Regions from separate parts of the Homo sapiens genome. Here region 1 is linked to region 2. A link is a loop called in an ENCODE intact Hi-C map of the cell type or tissue named here. Cell type or tissue: IMR-90. All regions are shown on one strand. Each heading gives the region's core, and the rest is flanking DNA. Links, peaks and the distances in the headings are about the cores only.

Region 1 (7,858 bases), core at 1,551-6,550, 540 kb after region 2:
AGTATAAAATTATAAGATACAGAACTAAATTCTGGTTACCCAAAGGCTAGAGATTTGATATGCTATGAATAATCATGTTGCTGTTCACTATTATAAGGATTTATATCTTGCAAAGTATCTTATCAATTACCTCATTTCTTCTTTACAAGTTTCTAGGTGTGCAGGAATGCTCATCCTATCATCTTTTTCTGAGGAGTGAAACAAGCTCCTTAGGCCCTGAACTAATAGAAATCACAAGCTACAATGAAAGGAATGTGACTAGAACCCACCTGCATGACTCTTTTCATTAGATCATACTCACTCTTTGATTAAAAAGAATGCACAACTAAATATATTTGTTGAAAACAATTTTTATTGAAGAACATACCAGGAATATTACTCATTATTGCCAGGTACAACAGCATATTTAGCCTGTGTTTAATGTATATATCATGTGATTAGAACATGGGAACAACAGTAAGACTGAAAAGGAACTCTGTGATGCTTACCTGCTGAGAACAAAAGGAATGAGAATCACTGCTCAACTGATAACATCAAAACTTTATAGACTCACCCATCTTTTCATTACAGTGGCCTAATTTCCAACTTTATACTAAGTGTCAAGCCTCTGTCTCAGTCCTAATAATTCCTCTTAAGTCCATATCTATATATACAGGTTCAAATCAAATTTCTTTCTGTGTATGTCACAGGAACCCAGTCTCAACATTTCCATACCTTAGATCATGTTTGTACTTTCTCTTTCAGAGCCTGAGTGAGTTCTGTGGAGCCCATACTACCTGCGATTCAAGCCAGCAACCTTGGAATCTCCCTGAACAATTTCTATGGTGTCCAATCACATTTGCAATCACTCCCCACACTCAGTAGGTTCTGCCCCCACATCATTTCTTTTCTCTATCCTCTTTCCCAGCTTTATAATATGACTTAGTTCAAGCCCTAATCACTGGATTATTCAAAGTCCCTTAACAGGTTAATTCCTACTGTGATCAACACTTTAAAGGAAGGCAATAGGGCCAGGCATGGTGGCTCACGGCTGTAATCCCAGCACTTTGGGAGGCTGAGGCGAGTGGATCACAAGGTCGGGAGTTTGAGACCAGCCTGACTAACACAGTGAAACCCCGACTCTACTAAAAATACAAAAAATTAGCCAGGTGTGGTCGTGGGTACCTGTAGTCCCAGCTACTAGGGAGGCTGAGGCAGGAGAATGGCGTGAACCCGAGAGGCGGAGCTTGCAGTGAGCCAAGATTACGCCACTGCACTCCAGCCTGGGTGACGGAGCGAGACTCCATCTCAAAAAAAATAAAAAATAAATAAAACAGAAAGGCAATGGCTATCCCAAATTGCTGAAGCCTTTGCTAAAAGCACAGACAGAAAACAACAATATGGTGATGTTTGTGTTAAACAAATGTTATTGATTCTAGGACACAGGTCAGATGGCAAATAGTCAAACTCAAATGTTGATCCCAGGGGTGGCTGTATCATCACTAAGGCCAAATCACAACTTTGACTGGTCTCATGGGAACACAGATCTTGGGTTTGGAAAGAGCACAGGCCTGGCCATGGGAATGGACACAGGGTAATTTTAAGATGACTAGAGGTTCCTCAAACCCTAAAAGTACCACTGAACCTTGTTTAAAGCTAAAATGGCTCCTAAATGATAGACACGTTTCTCAGTTATCTCTGCAAACTGAAGATCCTATCAGCCTGTTCAGGGTCTCACAGGCCTCTGGGTTTGTACATGATGTCCCTACAGTGGCGATGGGGACTGATGAGAGCCACCGTTCCCATTGGAGGAGGGCAAGCTGCCACTGAGTGTCAGCTGCTGGAGTAAACATCCAATCACATGTGTACCTGTATCCTATGGATATTGGCTTCCCCTCATACAACTTGTTGTTCCTTTGTTTTCCATTCCTGACTATATTTGAATCTTTCTTGGATTTCCAGGAAACATCTGACTGCTTTCCTATGCCACTTCATACCCAAGAGAAGCTCAGGGAGATCCTTTAAGGTCCTTTATGCCCATTATGATAGTACATGAATAGGTAAATGTACCACTGCTCCCTGTACTTCTTGGATAATGCACAAATAGTAAGACAGTCTCGCAACCAGCAGCCTAGACAGCCCAAATATGTGAAACCAAAACAGCTTGATCTTCCAGACCTGTTCTGACTCCTTGAGTCTTAAATCTCCAAGCCTCTTGAATGTTTCACCCACAGCCTTCCCTTTGGGATCTGGCATGGGACAGGAAGGGCAGAGAAGGGCCTGGGGCTTTTCCTCAGGGATCCACCACAGTCTAGGCCAGTGGGTGGCAAACTTTTTCTGCAAAGGATCAGCTGGGAGATAGTTTCAACTTTGTAGTCTCGTCGCAGCTACTCTACTCGACTCTGCCACTGGAGTGTGAATGCAGTCATGAATAAAAGAATGAAAGTTTTCCAGTGAAACTTTAGTCACAAAAACAGTCTGCAGGCTGTGTCTGGCCCGTGGGCTTTGGTTTGCTGGCCTGCGGGCTCCTAGAAGGCTCTGACTTTATCCCTCTATGAGGGAAAGCAGGTTTTGGGGTATTCTCCCAAATCTTTATACCTTATGTCTGTGTCTCTTTTTAAATTAAAAGTAAAATTTAGGCCAGATGCCATGACTCACACCTGTAATCCCAACATTTTGGGAGGCTGAGGAGGGAGGACCACTTGGTTCCAGGAGTTCACAACCAGACTGGACAACATAGCAAGACCTAGTCTCTACAAAAGAAAAAAAAATGAAAATTTAGCAGAGCATGGTGGTGCTTCCCTGTAGTCCCAACTACTAGGGAGGCTGAGGTGGGAGGATTGCTGAAGCCCAGGAAGTCGAGGCTGCAGTGAGTCATTGTTACACCAGTGTACTCCAGACGGGGACAGGGTGAGATCCCGTCTCACAAAAAAATTAAAAATGAAATAAAATAACTAAAAATGAGCATCTTGTTTCTCTCTGTATTGTCATAGCAATCTTCTCTGAGGCTACCCATATGTTGCCAACTAAAGGGACCAGGGCAAAGACCACAGGAAAATCCATAGAACGATCTATTAAAAATTTCCCTAATGCTCTATTTTCATCTTAACATTCTTTCTTTTTCAATATTACTTTTCTTGAAAATTTCTTTATGTGATAAACTCTGCTTTACATTTAGGACTGTGTATTTTTGGCTGCTCTCCAAGCCCTTGAGGAAAACACTTGGAGTCAATCTCATCCTTTTGATGCAGTGCTGAGTAATGAGGTATTTCCCTGTCTAAGTAAGAGCCAAACTGTATAATTAAATCCTTTCCAGATAGTTTTAAATATCTTGATATGGAATAATCGTGACAACTTTATGTAGTTTTTCTCACTGTTGTTTTAGAACATTTTTTATAACATGTCTCATTCACCCTAAAAATAGCCTTATATTAAGTTCAAACATTTTTGCTCTCATGTTATTTTTAAAAATTAAAATGTTCTTGAACCCAGGAGTTCAGGGCTGCAGTGAGCTATGATCATGCCATTGCACTCCAGCTTGAGTGACAGAGCAAGACCTTGTAACAAAAATAAAATGAAATATTTGTCTCATCATCAGTTAGTCTGTGAAACAAATAAAAGACCAGGTTTACTTAGATTATATGCTAATGATTTTAGGAATAATTACAGATGATATACACATAATATATACCAATTATACTTTATCAAACATCAGTGATTCCTCAAATTATGCCTAACTCATGAAATATTAAATATTCATTTGCTATCTGAATATTTTGAATAGTTTAACCAATTATTCAAAACATATTGAAGATGATTTATCTCACTGTGGTTTTTTTTGTTTTGTTTTGTTTTTGAGACGGAGTCTCGCTCTGTCACCCAAGGCTCGAGTGCAGTGGCGCCATCTCGGCTCACTGCAAGCTCCGCCTCCCGGGTTCACGCCATTCTCCTGCCTCAGCCTCCCGAGTAGCTGGGACTACAGGCACCCGCCACCACGCCTGGCTAATTTTTTTTTTGTATTTTTAGTAGAGACGGGGTTTCACTGTGTTAACCAGGATCTCCTGACCTCATGATCCGCCCGCCTCGGCCTCCCAAAGTGCTGGGATTACAGGCGTGAGCCACCGCGCCAGGCCAGCTTTTCTCTCTGGTTTTCTATGTACATATCCCTTTGGTTTTAAACCAAGAACAATAAAGGGAGTTAATAGCTTTTTGATTGTTCCCCAAAACACTCATTTTCTTCTGAAGAACTACTTAAAATATAAAATATGTCTATCTCCAACTACACTTTGAGCTTTTTGATATCAGATCATTGTTTTTACTTACTCTTGATTTTTTCAATAACTAGAAGAACTCATGTAACATAGAGGATAGTAAAAAAAAAATAATGAATGAATAAATAAATAATATTGCATCTTAGGTAATTTTCAAAGTAGGTGGGATATATCAAATTAAAATTTTGGTAGTTTTGCAGTTAAGACAAGTTCTAGGTTGCCTTTTGTTTTTGATTTTGTTTTTACATCAAGTATATCAATAGTAATTTCCAATTTCAGTTTATTTAAAGAGAAGTGACAAGGGCCTTGTGAAACAATCTAAATACATCTTTTAGTTATTTACATTTAACAACAAAATTACCTACCTAATTTAGTTAAGTTTTTCTAGACCAGTCAGGTTAGTTTTCATAGAATTATGTTTTACACTTACATTGTACTACCACATATAATAATCAAAATTAAAATAATAAGTATAACTGGTAGAAAGTGGTAGGAGAATACAATGGCTAGTAAGAGACTGATAGTTCATCTTCTGCAAGCAAAGATGTACAAAGTACTAGAAATAAACTTGCGGGTCTTGATAATTCTGCATATGAAAATGGAAAGCCGCAGTTTACTCAAAATATCTGTTTAAAGGAGACGGGCTAAGCACAATTTTACTATTCGTAAGACTGGGAGTTTACAACAGGCCTCGTAATTAGATCATACTAAATGACGATTTGGTTTAATAAGAACTGATATGGTCTACGTATATTTGAAATTGGACATTTTCAAAACGTTCAAGATATGATATTTTAAAATATACTCAAAATCTTGTCAGTCAAGAAAATTGTATTTATAGACATGCAAATATTCTGAAAAGTAATTCAGTTGTAATTCAAGACTAACTTATTAATTCCCATTCTAGAGATTTTAGAAGATGGAAAAAAGAAAAATACATTGCACTCTGAAACATTCTACATAAAAATGGAATGTGTGGTCATTAGATTAACTCAGGCTTTGGACCTCGGGGCATAAAACCCATTTCCTCTTACACCAGTCTCTGAAGCTTAAAGGATTCGTTATTTCCAGTTGCAAATGCCATCAGAAAAGGATTGTTTTTCTTTCTAGTACCACCAAGAATGTAGTTTACCATTGTGAATAAACTGTCTTAAGCTTTCCCCGAATAAAATAAATACAAATGCTCCTCAACTTACAATGATGTTATGTTCCAGTAAAACCACCACAAGTTGAAAATACCATCAGTCAAAATACATTTAATACTCTCAACCCACCAAACATCACAGCTTATCTCAGCCCGACCTTAGACGCGCTCAGAACACTTACATTAGCTTACAGTTGGGCAAAATCATCCACCACAAAACCTATTTTATAACAATGTGTTGACTATGTCAAGTAATTTATTGAATACTCTACTGAAAGTGAAAAACTGAAAGGTTGTATGGGTATTTGAAGTATGAGTTCTACTGAATGTGTATCACTTTCATATTATCATAAAGTTGAAAAATTGTAAGTCAAATCATAAATCAGGGACTGTCTGTACTGACATTTTAGATTAGTTTTGCTGTTTTACTATCTCTAGTAGTATGTTCCCTTCCAAATCTCAATAATCATTCTTAGAATACCCTCTGCTTACAGGACTATAATTGTTCCCCAAGGGAAAATCACTAGCTGTTAAGAAACCATGAGAATTTTTTAGATTATTATTTTAAATAATTTTCTCAGATGCTTTATTTTCTCTTCTCAGTATTAACTTGAAATAAAAAGAAATGCCACAATGTTAAATCCTTTCTTCTGCATGGATTTTAATTTTATTTTATTTACTTGGCAGATTCATTTTATAAAGCTGCATTCAAACAAAATAATTTGTAAGTAACCAAGTTTGATTAAAATCTGTATTGTGATTATGCTGAAACAGCCAAACCAATATGTATTATAAGACTTTAACTGTTATTAGTCTGTTGTAGAATGTTTTAAATCTCTTCAGATGTCACTTCATTGTTAATCTGCCCCATGTGGGAAGTTGTGGTAATGGTTTCTTTCTAGCTCATTGATTGCTTTTGGTCAATTGATGTAAGTGTTTCAGTTTTCTTAATTGGCTTACTTTGTTTTCAACATTTGTTAGTAACATATTAAAAGTATCAAAATATATTGGCCTTGTTACCACAATTCAGGAAATGCTATTTTATATCTTCACTTTAACATATAATACACAAAATGTTTTTCTCCAATCAAGAGTTTTATTGTACTTATGTATCATCCTAATTTTTAAAAATTATGTTGATTGAGATCAGAATTTGAATAACATTGGAAATGACTGAGCAGTCAGTGCATTGCATTTATTGCAAAATATAAAATAGCTGGTGACATAGTGAGAATTCAAACAATATCCCATTTCATTTTCATAATACCATCTCTCTTAAAAATGTATTTTTTTTCCTATATTGTTTTGAGCTTTCTTCAACTCAGGAGTTGCTTTATAACTAAATATATTTAAAATATTATATCTTTTAATAAAGTACAAAATATCTTCAAGCTAGGTTGTGAATTCTCAAATAGAAAGTCCTAACACCCTCCTATTGAAGTGCATTTAAGTATGTTAATGTTTGTGAAATACTGATCAGTCTTTTGTGTTCTTTCTCCCTGTCTGGGCCTGGGTTTCAAAATTGCCAGTGAACCACATTCAGGGACAAACTTTGTTAAACTCAGTGTCATGAAATAAACCACTCATGCATGTATCAGCACAACTACAGATACTCCCAATAACTGAAAATTTGAATAAGTGAAGCTGAGTAACCTGCAAGAATTGAGAAGAGAAACAGAAAAATCCTCTGTTAAAGGATTTATGCGATGCTATTAAATGTTTGCATTATAGTAATTCGGTAGGAAAACAGAGGGATAAGAGCACAGAAAATATATTTCATAAAATAATAGCTGAAAATTTCACAAGTCTTGGGACAGATGTGAACATCCAGATTCAGGAAGCTGAAAGAACTTTGATTAGATTCAACCCAAAAAGAAACTCTTTAAGGCACATTTTAATCAAACTGTCAAAGACAAAGAGAACTCTAAAAGCTGCAAGGGAAAAAAGTCAAGTCACAGAAAATGGAATCCCCCATCAAATGATTAGGAGATTTCTTAGCAGAAACCTGGCAAGCCTGAAGAGAATGGGATGATATACTCACTGTGCTCAAAGAACTCCCCCAAAACAAAAAACTACCACCAATACTAGATCTAGCAAAGTTATCCTTTAGAAATGAAGGGGAAATAAAGAACTACCTGGACAAGCAGAATCTGAGGGAATTCATCACCACTAGACCAGTCGTACAAAAAGTGCTTAAGAGAATGCTGCAACTGAAAGTATAAATAAATAAATACTAAAATGAAAACATGTGCAAGTATAAAACTCATTAGTAGAGTTGAATTTATAAATCAAAGTTGGAATACTCCAGTGATGTTTGGTGCTATGTAAATCTTAAATTTCTGCAGTATGAAGGTTGAAAGTCGAAATGGTCAAAAATAACAACAGCTAATATTAGCAGCTAATAAAAACAAAATAGATAAAGATGTAAATTAAGGCAACAAAAATATAAATTATGGGGGTAGAG
Region 2 (7,858 bases), core at 1,395-6,394:
CTTTCCCAACCCACAGGCTGACAAACCAAAGTTTCAGTGTATCCCAGTCCATAAATATCTTCAAGGGAAAAGTTGGTTTCCTTGCTGTGCTTGTTTCTATGAAGTCATACTTTCATTGTGTTTCAGTCTTCTAATACGTATTATTTAATTTTGTTGACAGGAGGTTAAAGGCATTTACATATATTTTTCATTTTATCCAACATTTTTAGTTGTTTTTAGCCACAGGATAGTCAAGGTATCTAGACATTCATACCACCAGAGATGAAGGCTTACCTTCATTCTCAATTATATGATTTGTTAAATGCTTAATGTGCTTCAGGACCTACTTTTCTAATTTTTATTTTTTTCAATTATTCCCTTTTTTCTGGACAATAACTTAGCAATTTCTAACACTATCCTAACATGTCAACAACTCTTATTTCTTTATGTTTTCGATGCATTTAGAGCAATGACATTAATTATAAAAATATTAATTGAGTTTTTTTCTTCATAGCAGGTGTGTTACCAGAAAGGGGTCCCAATCTAGACCCTAAGAGAGGGTTTTGGATCTTGCACAAGAAAAGAATTCAGGACAAATCTACCGAGTAAAGTGAAAGCAAGTTTATTAAGAAAGTAAAGGAATAAAAGAAAGCCTACTCCATAGACAGAGCATGGTGTTCCCAGAAGGAAGAGAAGGAACACATCCACCTTAAACAGAGCATGGTGTTCCCAGAAGGAAGAGAAGGAACACATCCACCTTAAACAGAGCATGGTGTTCCCAGAAGGAAGAGAAGGAACACATCCACCTTAGACAGAGCATGGTGTTCCCAGAAGGAAAAGAAGGAACACATCCACCTTAGACAGAGCATGGTGTTCCCAGAAGGAAAAGAAGGAACACATCCACCTTAGGTACAATGCTCATTTATATATAAAACAGCAAAACAACAAAAAAAAACATGGGGGAGGTGTGCTCTGCTACAAGGGCTTGTGATGAAGGATTGTTAATCTTTGCATAACTACTCTCTTCCACAAGAATCTATATTATTATCTTTAAAGCAAAACTTATTCTTAAACTAAGAATGTTCTTGTTCTTAGGATATTGGGACATCAGGACATTTTCTGGGTCTGTTATCTCCTGGATCTGTTAAATCCTGGTGTTAGCGGCAGCAAATCCATATGGGTCTGCAGCAACCTCAATCCTCGCCTTCTCTGAAGAAAGAATTCAGCCAAGGGGCATAAGGCAGAGTGAGAGGCAAGTTTTAGAGAAGGAGTAAATGTTTATTAAAAAGCACTAGAGCAGGAATGAAAGGAAGTAAAGTGCACTTGGAAGAGGGCTGAGTGGGCGACTTGAGAGAACAAGTGCACAGTTTGAGCTTGGGGTTTATATGTTGGCATGATTCCAGGGTGTTGCGTCCGTTCTCCCCGTAGTCTTCCCTCGGGGTGGGCTGTCTGCATGCGGGTTGGCCTGCCAGGACTTGGGAGGGGTGTTGTGTCCCTTCTCCCCTCAGTCTTCCCTCGGGGTGGGCTGTCTGCATGCTCGTTGGCCTGCCAGCGCCTGGGAGGGACCGCATGGGCAGTGTGTTTACTGAAGTTGTACCCATGCTCATTTGAGGCGTTCTTCCCCTACCAGTTGAGTGTTCCTAGAAGGTCACACACCAGTTAAACTGCACCATTTTGCCTCTTAGTGCACATGCTTAAGCCCACTCGCCCAACCCCCGAGATGTTATTGGGAAGACGATCACTAGTTTCAGGTGTTTCTATCTATTGGGAGATGGGCTTTCCCTGGCACCGGCTGTGACCAATTATTACTTTAGAGAGAAAGTTTAACAACTGCCTGACCATCACCAGATGGCTGCCTGATACTCCTGGTGTGGGAAGGGGGCAGCTCTCCTGCCCTGCTCACTGTCTGACTAGCCACCCACTGTAACACCGGGTCGGTTTTGTAAACATATTAACTTGTTTCCGTGACTGCAAATATCCTGTGACTAAGAATGCCTGATTTCCTGGCAATGCAGCCCAGCAGCTCTCAGCCTCATCTGACCCAGCCCCTATTCAAGATGGAGACGCCCTGGTTCAGACGCCTCTGACAGATGCTCCAAGATGATGTGAAGGTAAGTGTCATAAAACGTGGAGTGAGCTTCTAAGGAGGGATGTTCTGGGCTGTAGTGGGGAAGTCTCAGACAGATGACTTCATGAAAAGAATTTAAAAAATGTTTTAAAGTGGAATGTTTAAATGTAGCCTATTAGCCTGGTCACATGTAACTTATTTCAGTCAATCAGATTAAATCTTTATTTCAAGCATTTTCATTATTCTTATTCTAGAGTAAATCTCTAAATGCATTTTCAGCCACACTTTCATTTCTCATCAGCTCAACCTAACGCCACAAGTATAATCCGAAATAATTTTAGGTATGTAGACATTTAAAGAAAATGTTCCTATTTGACATTTGATTTTGTTCCACATAACTTGGCTACAGGCAGATATAAAGGAGGCAACTGTAGTGGAAAAAAACGAGCAGGAAGCTCTGCATGAGGAGACCTGGGGACTGATGCTCTCCCTCACTCCTTGAAGTTCCTAGGACAAGACACTATCCTCTCTGAGCATCAGTTTCCTCGTGTACTCAGTAGAGTCAACAATAAATTTCCTTCCACAGTTTTGATTAGAATAAACATCATCAGAACGTGATGCTAAAATGACTCTTTTACATTTCAAATCTATTCATTTCATTCTCCTGTTTAAAATCCTTCAACATCTTGCCATTTTATTTGCAATAAAATTTAACACCCTTATTAGCTGCATACATAACCTGGTTCCTTTTCAGCCCTTTTATTTCTTGACTCTCCTCACTGCCCCCGCCAGCTGCTCAGCAGGGCTCCTGCCACACTGACCTCCTCTGGGACTCCAAACAATGGGCTCCTGCCCCTGTCATCTTAACTCCTATTTTTCCTACCGCCTGGATGCTTTTCTCCTTGTCTTCCTGTCTCTGAGGTCCCAGCTCAGACACTGCTCACAAGAGAGTCTTTCTCGCCCTGTCTGATGGAGCACCCCTACCCAGTGCCCCAAAGTGTTGATTCTAGCCTTTATTATTATTATTCTGAATAAAACATGGGTTTTATTTGGGGGAACTTACATACAGTGATGGTCCAGCAGCGGCAGGCTGGAGAGGAGAATGATAAGCACTTGTAAAAAGCATGCAGTTTATATAGCACCCTCACGTGGCACCCTCCCCTCAGCAACCTCCATGTGGCAACCCTAGTTTCTTGAGTTATTTCTGTCAGGTACATCTACCACACAGTGTTGCTATTTTTTTAAAAAAATTATCTATATGTAGAAATTAGAATCGATTCTAGCCTCCGAGGCTGTGGCTGCATGGTCCAAAGAGCTCCTCACAGGGTGACTTTCTGGCTGACCCCTGCTAGAGTGTAAGCACCTGAGGGCGAGGCTCTGGCTTCCGCTGTGGAGTTCTGAACAGCTCAAAGCACCTGCCAGGCATTAGTCGCTGCATTTTGAATAAATGGATAGCTGTTTGGCTATGAATGCGTATTGAAAACTGTAAAGTGTTATTCAAACACATGGCATTTTGACTACATGTTTTATAGTCTGTTTTTTACATAGCCTGAGATTGTCAGCAAAGTCAGGTTGTATCATCATTCAGATCCAAGGTTTGATGCTCCATATGGCAGAGGCCCTGCAACACCAAGGCTTCGCGCTGACAGCAACTCCAATGACAGCCCAGGCTGCTCCTCGTGGCACTGCTTGAAAGCATATCTTGAAAGCCAGCCTTCAGCCTGGACAGATGAGCACTTCCAGCTGCTGTTTTTAGCATATTTTCTAAATGGAGGCACTTTAACCACCGGTGCCTTCCGTGTTTGCTGGAATCCTAAATTCAAATATGCATTTTAGGAAGTGATACTGAGACAATGTCTGTGTGACAGCAAACAGGCAACATTTTCAACTCTGTCAAGCACAGAGACCCAGTGACAGACAACCAAGGAATGTATTGTTAGAGGTAAAGCTCTTTGTGGAATAATGTTAATAGTAGATGCTTTAATCACACATTAAAATTCCAAAGCACTTTTCATGAGCGTTACAAATTCCATTTAGCATAGTCCATTGCATTTCTTGTCATAATTGTACTGAGTCACGTTCCTCACTCATATAATAAGCACTGTATTACCAAACAACCATGACTCACTTGACCATTTAGAGAAGTCTCCAATATATTGTCCAATATATGGGAGACATGCTTGACATGGTTGTTTGGTAACAGAGTGCTTATTACATTGTGCATTCATAGCCAGGCAGCTATTCATGTATTCAAAATGTACTGACTAAATGCCTCAAATGGTACTGCCTGGCAGGCACTGTGAACTTTTCAAGACTTCTCTAAAACAGTGGGGTCAAGCCTATGAGGGGACTGCTCGCTAAAGGTGTCAGGTTACATAGCACTGTCAGCCGAACCAAAATGACTTAGCTTTGTGAAAGGAAAATAAAAACTCAGGACCTCAACTCACTATGCCAAAAGGAAAAAATGAAGCTGAAAGCTAAGTCATGCAAGAAACCGCCTTTCCCTTTGTTCCCAAGCAGACAACAGGTTAGTATCGCCACGGCTATCTACTCAACGTTCATTTTATCTCATTAAAGTGTCAGTTTTACGGAGTACAAGAGGAGTTGTAATTGACTAGTTCCCTACCTGCTTCTTTTCTCTTGCCACACGTGGACCACCATATCCTCTCACCTTCGCCTCCAGCCTACTTTTCCCCTTTAGATAGTGAAGCCCTCAAACTCATCTTTGGAGAAAGGCACAGACCAGACTGTTTCTGTGATTCCATGTTTGTGTGTGTGTGTGTGTGTGTGTGTGTGTGTGTCTTCCAGGCATGTCCTTAACCTTGGCAAAATAAATTTGTGAATTGACTGAGACCTCTCTTAGACACTTTTGGTTTACAGTGTGGTTGGGTGCTCAGACTAGTGAGTGTTTTGTTCCATGCATCAAATGACCAGTCGATGGAATCCCTTATCAGCAGAATCCATCTCAATGTGCTTCCAGAAACCGCTGCACGGTTCCACTCATCACAAACACAGTGCCTCCGGATCCTGTCCTACTTGCCCCAAATTCTGTTATTGAACATGGATTGGTTCTTCACATATTTATCTTCACTCCATCAGAGCTTCTGGTACATAATAATGATGGATAAAGAGTAAGAACAGTTTTATGTACCTTCTGATTCTATTTTAAGACTTTTGACCCTTGATAAGAAATTGACTTTGCCCACAAAGGTTTTCTCCTGTTAACTAAATATTTATCTAGAGGAGTAAAACACATGAACTGGGGGGAAAAGGGGATGCCTCCCCGTGTGGGCAAGTCAGCCAAATCCACATGGGGCGTATGGAATGATGGGCATATAAACCAGAACACAGGGACATCTTTGAACATAGCTGATGGAAGCCCCCTCCTGCTCCACTCCCATCATCTTCCTCACACATCCTCACTCTCTGTCCAGTGTATGCAAAGTTCTGCTGCTCCATGAAGCCCTTCTACAATGTTCTATCCTGCAATGCCAGCCTTGTCTGGGTTTTTCATAGCCCTGAAGAACATGACTGTGAATGGTATTTGAGAGCATTTCAGTTAACTTTTCTTACGAGGTAGAAGACATCTCTGCCATAAACCTGTCAGTTGGGTTTTCTTTTCTCCGTATGAACATGTCCAGAAATTGAAAGTTTATGTCATTCATTTTTCTGAAATACTCCTTTTGGTGCTTAGTCACATGCTGCTTTTGTATCGTTAGGGTCTCTGGGGGGAGATGGCACAGCAACGTATCACATGCACTCGAGGTCCAGGTGACCTGGATTTGAGCAGTCACGTGGCACATTCCTAACTGTGTAACCTTGGTCAAGTTACTTCACCTCTCTATAACTCAGCTTTCTCACTTACAAACTTACAAATGGAATCACAACAACAATATAGACATCAGAGGTATTAATATACAAAATGGGCTTAGAATATTACCTACACACAGAAATAAAGGTTACCTCTTATTATTTTTCACTAGATGCATCTTTTGTATCCCCACAGGATTTGGCAAATAAACATCAAACTTAAAAAAAACCAAAGTCCATTTCTGTAACTTATGCTGTGGGATTTGAGAAGCAAAGCCACAGCATAAACATCAAGTGGTACATTTTCTGAGTTCTGTCCAACATCTTTGTCTTAGGCCAGGGACTCATCTAAGCTCATTACAGCCACCACATCCTGAATGTAGAAAGTCAATGGGGCTCCCCAGGATTTAAGGAAGCTGGTGCTTGGCAGGTGCTGAGGCTGCAGGGCAGGTCTGATGAAGGCCTGAAGAGAGGATGGGTTTCACACCACGCCAGAGTCAGGGCAGATGCGACTCAACCCATTAGCTTGAACGGGGTGTAACCACCATTGGGCCCTGGATTTTCACAGCTCCTGGGGGTGCATCCAGGTGTGATTTGGATTCTTTGGTAATTCTGAAAGGTGGTGGGATGGGACAGTTAGGGGTTTCTGCTGCCAGAAACTGAATGCAACATGAATAAGCGGCTTCCCCAGGACCGACGTTGTCATCTCACATTATCAATGGTCTGGAGCCAGGGTGGTTTCAGACTCAGGGCAGGAGTTCAACAATGTTGTTTAGGACTCAGGAGTTGTATTTTCCTTCCCTCTCTGCAGCATCAACATGTTCACCTCTGCTCTGGTTACAAGAGGGATGCAGTGTTCCAGGTGTCACATGGAGATAGCCGGGCATCTCATGAAGACAGGGGCATTTTTGTCCTTTGATACTTTCTATGAATAAGGAAAAAATTATCTGATATCTCCCTTAAAACCTTTCTGGCAGGATTGGGCCCCATAGTGTGCCTTGCTGGAGGAGAGGCTGGAAGGGACAGTACCCGCCATCTTTGTTCTCTCAGGTTGGAGACAGGCCCTGCTGGAGAATGGGGAGGCACGAGGAATAAAGAGGGTCTACTTCAGAGCAGCAGAAAAAATGTTTCTTTCTGGAAATATACTGAAGAACAAAATGTGATATGAAGACATATGGAATATAAAAACAAAGGGTGGACAGGCTGTGTAAAAATGGAATCTGTCACTCATGTCTCCTATTTGATAAATTGGAGTATATATAAATTTACTCAATTTAAATGCAAATATTTGATTTTAGAAAGTCTCATACTCTATATATTATAGGGCAGAAAATTTTCATATCATCGCACACTCTATTAAAGAGGATTTCAAACTATTTTAAAACTGTTCAGCAGCCTTGTAATAAAGTTATCCTCTGAACCTCTTCACACACTTATCAACCTTGACTTATATTACTCCAAATATTTCAGCCTGTTTCTTGAGGATGCTTTACCTTGGGGTCTCTAAGTGTAAAGATTTCCAGTTGTTTCCAGCACATTCTGTCACCTTTGTTCAACTCTCCAACTTTACTTCATTAATGTATATGGATAATGTTCAGTTCCATCACATCTTATGAAGAACTAATGAAGCTCTTCCAGACTTAATTTTAGGATTCAGTGGCTGTCTGGATTCCCTTGTATCAGCATTCACTTTCGTCATCACTTGCCTTGGTAATTTCTCCTTCTCACAACAGCAAATTTCACGACTAACGATGGCCCGAAGGCTCCTTCCCTCCACGGGATTCTGCTCCAGCCACAGCAGAGACTATTTTGCACACCTTCCAGACATTGCTGCCCCATTCCAGGTACCTCAAGGTCAATAAACACAACATGCAAATCTCATCTTATACCCATCAGGAGTATAAACAAGACAGTTGAATGCACACTGTTATCAAACACTTTGTCTCTTACTGTTTTTTAATTTTATTTTTTTGCTGCTTTCAATTGCTGTTTTAAGAACAC

The links. A loop is a pair of places that touch in the nucleus more often than their neighbours do. Peaks named below come from ENCODE experiments on the same cell type or tissue, not always from the same donor. Only the 100,000 strongest peaks of a DNase experiment are listed, where the experiment ranks them.
Region 1: it touches region 2 in a loop (3-fold over the local background); 1 of 110 quality-filtered maps calls a loop at or near these places.

Annotation. Positions count from the first base shown.
Region 1 is chr18:73,148,822-73,156,679 of GRCh38, reverse strand. It overlaps LINC02864 (long intergenic non-protein coding RNA 2864), which reads left to right. Exons shown (of 6, transcript NR_034133.1): 6 at 745-2,622. Among named protein-coding and RNA genes, the nearest start is that of LINC02864, 110 kb to the left of the region's middle. In IMR-90, for the core only: no CTCF peak of the experiment used is centred there; no DNase peak of the experiment used is centred there; H3K27ac peaks cover 285 bases.
Region 2 is chr18:73,685,461-73,693,318 of GRCh38, reverse strand. LOC105372190 (a long non-coding RNA gene) reads left to right here and starts at 2,028. Exons shown (of 7, transcript XR_007066468.1): 1 at 2,028-2,090. RefSeq lists enhancers at 1,027-1,527, 1,528-2,028. In IMR-90, for the core only: no CTCF peak of the experiment used is centred there; DNase peaks (open chromatin) are centred at 1,948 and 4,178; H3K4me3 peaks cover 610 bases; H3K27ac peaks cover 4,276 bases.